Linked DNA regions of Homo sapiens: region 1 is linked to region 2. Evidence: chromatin loops called from intact Hi-C (ENCODE). Cell type or tissue: HCT116. All regions are shown on one strand. Links, peaks and the distances in the headings refer to the core of each region. The heading gives the core; the rest is flanking DNA.

Evidence for each region. A loop is a pair of places that touch in the nucleus more often than their neighbours do. Peaks named below come from ENCODE experiments on the same cell type or tissue, not always from the same donor. Only the 100,000 strongest peaks of a DNase experiment are listed, where the experiment ranks them.
Region 1: it touches region 2 in a loop (12-fold over the local background); 110 of 110 quality-filtered maps call a loop at or near these places.

Annotation. Positions count from the first base shown.
Region 1 is chr9:124,773,178-124,776,075 of GRCh38, forward strand. LOC107987126 (a long non-coding RNA gene) reads left to right here. Exons shown (of 2, transcript XR_001746926.3): 2 at 1-660. Among named protein-coding and RNA genes, the nearest start is that of OLFML2A, 2.5 kb to the right of the region's middle. In HCT116, for the core only: a CTCF peak has its summit at 1,382 (motif pointing right); a DNase peak (open chromatin) is centred at 1,424.
Region 2 is chr9:124,851,886-124,854,783 of GRCh38, forward strand. WDR38 (WD repeat domain 38) reads left to right here and starts at 1,575. Exons shown (of 9, transcript NM_001045476.3): 1 at 1,575-1,715; 2 at 2,320-2,440. The coding sequence starts at 1,647. RefSeq lists a silencer at 1,627-1,676. In HCT116, for the core only: CTCF peaks have their summits at 1,242 and 1,443; DNase peaks (open chromatin) are centred at 1,076 and 1,366; H3K4me3 peaks cover 812 bases; H3K27ac peaks cover 737 bases.

The DNA.
Region 1 (2,898 bases), core at 148-2,647, 79 kb before region 2:
TCAGGAGGCTGGGGCAGGAGAATCGTTTGAACCCAGGAGGCGGAGACTGCGGTAAGCCGAGATGGCGCAATTGCACTCCAGCCTGGGCAACAAGAGCAAAACTCCGTCTCAAAAAAAAAAAGAAAGAAAAAAAAAGTCAGGACCATCTGGCCTTTCTCAGGAATCTACCTTTTTGTCACAGGTTCTGGTGGTAGTGAGTTCTCTGTCCCTGGAGATGCCATCAGAGCCTAAGTGGCACTGCAGAAACGTGCAGCCCTGGAGTTTTGGTAGTTGATGAAGATTCTAAGTCAACCCTCTTTAGATGGGCAGAAGAGTTCAGCCAAATGCTCAGCCCCTGGAAACAACTCCTCCAGTCCTTCAGACTACAGCTCTGTTGTCCCTTCCTTCCATAAACCTTCCCACACCTCCCTGACTAGTCACATCCCTTTATTCTCACTCATAACCCCAACTGCTGAGTACAGATCTGGCACATAGTAGGCTCTCAATAATTGCTGACTGGGTGAAAGAATGGATAAAAACAGCTAACCTTAGGTGAGTGACTTCTGAGCCTCTATTTCCTGTCTTCTAAGGGGATGGGTAATAATGATAGTTGCTACCTAGCAGGAATGCTATGAGAATTAAACGATGCTTGCAAAGCAATTAAAGGTCTGGCCTAATAAATGGAACCTCTTACTAATGTTATTTAAAGAGTGGTTCTAAATCTCAGATGCATGTCTTCTGAAAGTGCTTCTGGGAGGAGTCAAATACCACAAGACTGAGAAAAACAAGGGAAATGACTGTGCTAGAGACCCCAGCCACTGTCCTAAGCATTGACAGCCCAATGAACTAAGCACTCACTATGAGTCCAGCACCTACTATGGGGCCTTTTATCTAATCTCTCTACATTTCTTCCAACAATCCTAAGAAATCAATACTTTCTCCCCCAGTTTAGAAATGTGGGGACAGGTTCAGAAAGATGAAAAAGACTCTGCTACCACCTGCAGGACTCAAAAGATCTGGAAAGGAATGTGTCTAAGGGTAAGGAGGGATCTTAGGGGGCTGTGGTTCTGAGGCCAGAGGCAGCAGACAGACGGGACCAGACTGGGATACAGCTAAGAACAAGGCAGGCATGGCCGGACATGGTGGCTCACACCTGTAATCCTAGCACTTTGGGAGGCCGAGGCGGGTCAGATTGACTGATCTCAATCGGGAGGGATGACTAGAAGTGAGACTAGGTGGAGAGGAAGGCTTTCAGGTGGAAGGAACAGCATGTGCCAAGGTCCCAAGGCCAGCCAGATCACGGCTTGGCCCATTTGAGGAGCTGGGAGAATCTGTGGTGACCAGAGCCCACTGAGAGAGAGAAGGGTAAAGAGGAGGCAGCCAGAGATTATCAGGTCATGTGGGGGAACAGCCAGCAGGGGGCAGAGTTCCTCTAGTGACGGCAGCCTTGCTCTTCCTTGTCCTGCCTAGAGTCAGAGCAAGGCCGCAGTTCATCAAGAAAGGGCTTGGGGAGGGAATCCCCCCTGCCGGCTTCGATTTCTTTTAAGTACGCTCTGTCCCGTTTTTGAATACATAGGACACACACATTACAAAACCCACAGGATGCAATGAAAGTTCTTACTCCCTGGATCTCCTTAGAACCACCGTGCTGACTTTTTGCATTGTTTTTCAGATAGTCTATGTCCATAAGAACATACACGATATTTACTTTTTACACTAATCTAGCCCCGGTTTTGATGCCTCCCAGGGGATCTCTAGTTATAGAAGAAGCTTATTTGTGGATGGGCACAGTGGCTCATGCCTGTAATCCCAGCACTTTGGGAGGCCGAGGTGGGCGGGTCACGAGGTCAGGAGTTTGAGACCAGCTTGGCCAACATAGTGAAACCCTGTCTCTACTAAAAATACAAAAAATTAGCTGGGCGTGGCGGCAGGCACCTGTAATCCCAGCTACTTGGGAGGCTGAGGCAGGAGAATTGCTTGAAGCCGGGAGGCGGACATTGCAGTGAGCCGAGATTGCGCCACTGCACTCCAGCCCGGGCGACAGTGCAAGACTCTGTCTCAAGAAAAAAAAAAAAAAAAAGAAGCAGCAGCAGCTTATTTGTACTCAGTGTGTGCTTTGCACAGGGTTCTTTAATTCAGCTGAGAGTTGTAGAGCACCGTACCTTGTGCCAGGTCAGTGGTTCTCAAACCCTAAGCCCCCTGGAGCCCTGGAGGGTGTGTTAAAACACAGATTGCTGGACTCCATGCCCAGAGTTTCTGATTTTGTGAGTCTGTAGTGGGGCCTAAGAATTTGCATTTCTTTTTCTTTTTTTTTTCTTTGAGAAGGTCTCGCTCTGTCACCCAGGCTGGAGTACAGTGTCACGATCTTGGCTCACTACAGCCTCTGCCTCCTGGGTTCAAGTGATTTTTGTGCCTCAGCCTCCCAAGTAGCTGGGACTACAGGCATGTGCCACCACGCCCAGCTAAGTTTTGTTTTTTGGGTTTGTTTGTTTGTTTTTGAGACAGAGTGTCACTCTTGCCCAGGCTGGAGTGCAGTGGTGCCATCTCGGCTCACTGCAACCTCTGCCTCCCGGGTTCACAAGCGATTCTCCTGCCCCAGCCTCCCGAGTAGCTGGGATTATAGGCATGCACCACCACATCAGCCTAATTTTTGTATTTTTAGTAGAGGCGAGTTTTCACCATGTTGCCCAGGCTGGGAGAGTTTGCATTTTTAACAAGTTATCCGATGATGCGGAGGCTGAGACCAAGGACCACACTTTGAGAACCACTGAGTTCAATGTTCATGGGGAGAAACTAAGAATGTGCCCTAGGAAGTCATGCTCCAACACAAGGAAACAAACACACCAACAAGAAAGACAGTCCCATTGAGCAATAAATTCTATGAAGAAAATGAGACCAAGCATGGTGGCTCACACTTGT
Region 2 (2,898 bases), core at 141-2,640:
CAAGGTCTACCCTGAGGGTTCTGGGAGTGAAGGGCTGGGCTGGGGAAGGTGGCTCTGGGCCCTCTGGATAGAGCAGGAGCAACCAAGTGGCTAGACAATGTGCCCAGGGCCGGGGCATGGGTTGGGGGGGTGCCTGAGCAGGAGAGCCAGAGGGCCAGGGAATAGTAGCTCTGGGGAGCTGTGTCTGGGAGCCACATCTGGGTGTGGGGGGACAGCTTTATAGGCCCAGCTCAGAAGGGTCCCACAGTGACCTAGGCCCTCTGGGATCTGGGATGGAGTGGGACTGCCTCAAAGCTGTCATTGTCGCTCCCTCACCCGCCTGACTGTCTGGGACTTAAAATAGCAGGAGCACAGCGGATCTCCTGAGAAGTTTCTGGCAAAGAGGTTTAGGGGGGGAGGGTGTGAGTCGCCGCTGGGAACTCTTGAGTTTGAAGCTCCCAAAGCCCAGCTGCTCCACCCCTGCCCCCAGGGAGCCTAGAATCCATGGGCGGGGCAGGTGGGGGGTCCTCTGTTCCCTCCCTGTCCTGCTGTGGGAGTGGGGAGACTGGGTCCTGCCCCAGCTCTGCCATGGAAGCACCGGCTAGATGGCTGGGCCAAGTCCTGCCCCCTTCGGACCTCAGTTTCCCAGATGTACCAGGAGTTGCGGACCTCAACATCTGCTGAGAGGTCCCTGGAGTTCATGGCAGGTGGTCCCAGTACAGACACCCAGAGTCAGACAGCCATGGGCTGAAATCCCAGTTCCACTCCTACTGGCTGAGTGGCTCTGAGCAAGTCCTCCCAGCTCTCCGGGTGAGTTTCTTCACCTGTAAATTAACAATGAAACCAAGTCCTGCTCGTTCCAAGCTTCAGATTGCGCTATCCGGTAAGGATCCTGGCAGCTCCTGGGCAACTGCCCCCCAGCCCCAGCCTCCACCCCATCCTCAGATGGCACATTTTGTGCTGCCAGGAATGTTAACAGCAACGTGACCCCACTTTTAATGCCATGTACTTTACACACACTACCTCTGGCTTCCACGCCCTGGAGGACAGAGCTGGCTACTGTCCCCAGCGCTCTCCTGGGACATCCTTAACCTCAGTACTGGCCACTCCTGGACGGAAGGGGTATTGGCTCCTGAGGGGGCCCTCTTGGGCATCTACCGTGTGCCAGGCCCTGTGCTTGGCTCACCCCTGGAGTCCTGTGGGGCAGGGCTGATGCTCCCGGTTGTGCAGATGGGGAGACAGGCTCGTTGCTCCCCTGTATCAAAGAGGTGCAGGGACCCCTTGCAGTTCGCAGTCCGCAGGGCGCGGGGCCGGGCTCTGGGCCGCGCGGTGCGTGTGGCTGGCGCGCCCTCTAGTGGCCGCTCTGCCTGCCGTGTTGCCCCGCGCGAGAGCTGCCCTAGAGTGGACGCGCAGCCGCTGGCGCGGGAAGTCCCTTCTCCCAGCCCGCCGCGGTCCCGCCTGCTGCGGCTCCACCTCCGCCGAACTGCAAGCGGTCTGGCCTGCCTGTCAGTCCTCGTGGCTTCGCAGGGACCCCACCATGGCCGCACGCCCCGCCCCGATTACCATGGAGACCGCCTGTACACAGTTTCCTCTTTCCTCTGCCCAGTCCTGGGGTCCCGCGGCCGCCTAGGAGGGAGCCCGCCGGGGCGGGGCGGGGCCGGGTGCCCATGAACAGCGGGGTCCCGGCCACGCTGGCCGTGCGGAGAGTGAAATTCTTCGGCCAGCACGGCGGGGAGGTGAGGTCCAGCGGGCTCTGCCCAGACTCCCGGCTTTGGATGCAGAGTGGTTCCTGGTTCTGTGTAGTGGGGGTTCCAGAATGTTCTCTGGGCAGTGGCTCAGGACATTGAGTCCAGAGTAGACTTTGCTAACCCAAGAAGGATCGAAGTAGGTTCTCAGCTCCAGTGCCGGGCCCCAGCTCCAGAGCAGCTCTAGGTTCTAAGCTCTGCCTGTAAAAAGAGCCCCGGGCTCTGGGCTCTGCCTCGAGAGGGGCACAAAGCTCCCTGCTGACTCTGGTGTTTTCTGGGGCCCTGGCTCTAAAGTGAACTCAGAACTTAGAGTAGATTCTGGACTCTCCGTTGTCAGCTGCGGCTCTGGAATGGGCTCTTAGCTCTGGGGTTCCAGGCTCTGGTTCCAGAGAAGGCTCTTGCCTCCAACTGCAGGCTCTGGCTTTACGGGACTCGAGAGAGGGCCCAGTGGGTCCCGGGTTCTGGGCTCTGGTGGTGGAGTGAGGCTTGAAGTCAAGCTCCAACCCCAGGCTCTTGGGGGGCAGTGTTTAGGGGTCAGAGATGAGCGGACAGGGGTTTCTTCCCCAGAATGGGACCGCTTTTGTGCTGTTTCTAGGTCAACTCTTCTGCCTTCTCCCCTGATGGCCAGATGCTGCTCACAGGCTCAGAAGATGGCTGCGTGTATGGCTGGGAGACCCGGAGTGGGCAGCTGCTGTGGAGGCTGGGTGGCCACACAGGTGGGGCTCCCACACCTGGCCGGGAAGACCGAGGCACAAGGGTCTGGCATGCTGCAGAGCTGACTGCAGTGACCTCCGATGAGCTGGGCACGGGTGCAAGGCAGGGCTGGGCAGGTTGGGAGATGGGACGAGATATCTGGGTGCTGGGGCTTAGACTCTAACAGGCCTGGACTCAGCCTTCTTTAAAAACACACACACACACACACATACATACAAAAACAACTGTAATGTAACACAGTAATACTTACTGTTGCATCCTTTTTTGTGTGTGACAGAGTCGCTCTCTGTCACCCAGGCTGGACAACCTCGGCTCACTGCAACCCCCGCCTCCTGGGTTCAAGCAATTCTCTGCCTCAGCCTCTCGAGTAGCTGGAATTATAGACACCTGCTACCACACCCAGCTAATTTTTTTGTATCTTTAGTAGAGACGGGGTTTCACCATCTTGGCCAGGCTGGTC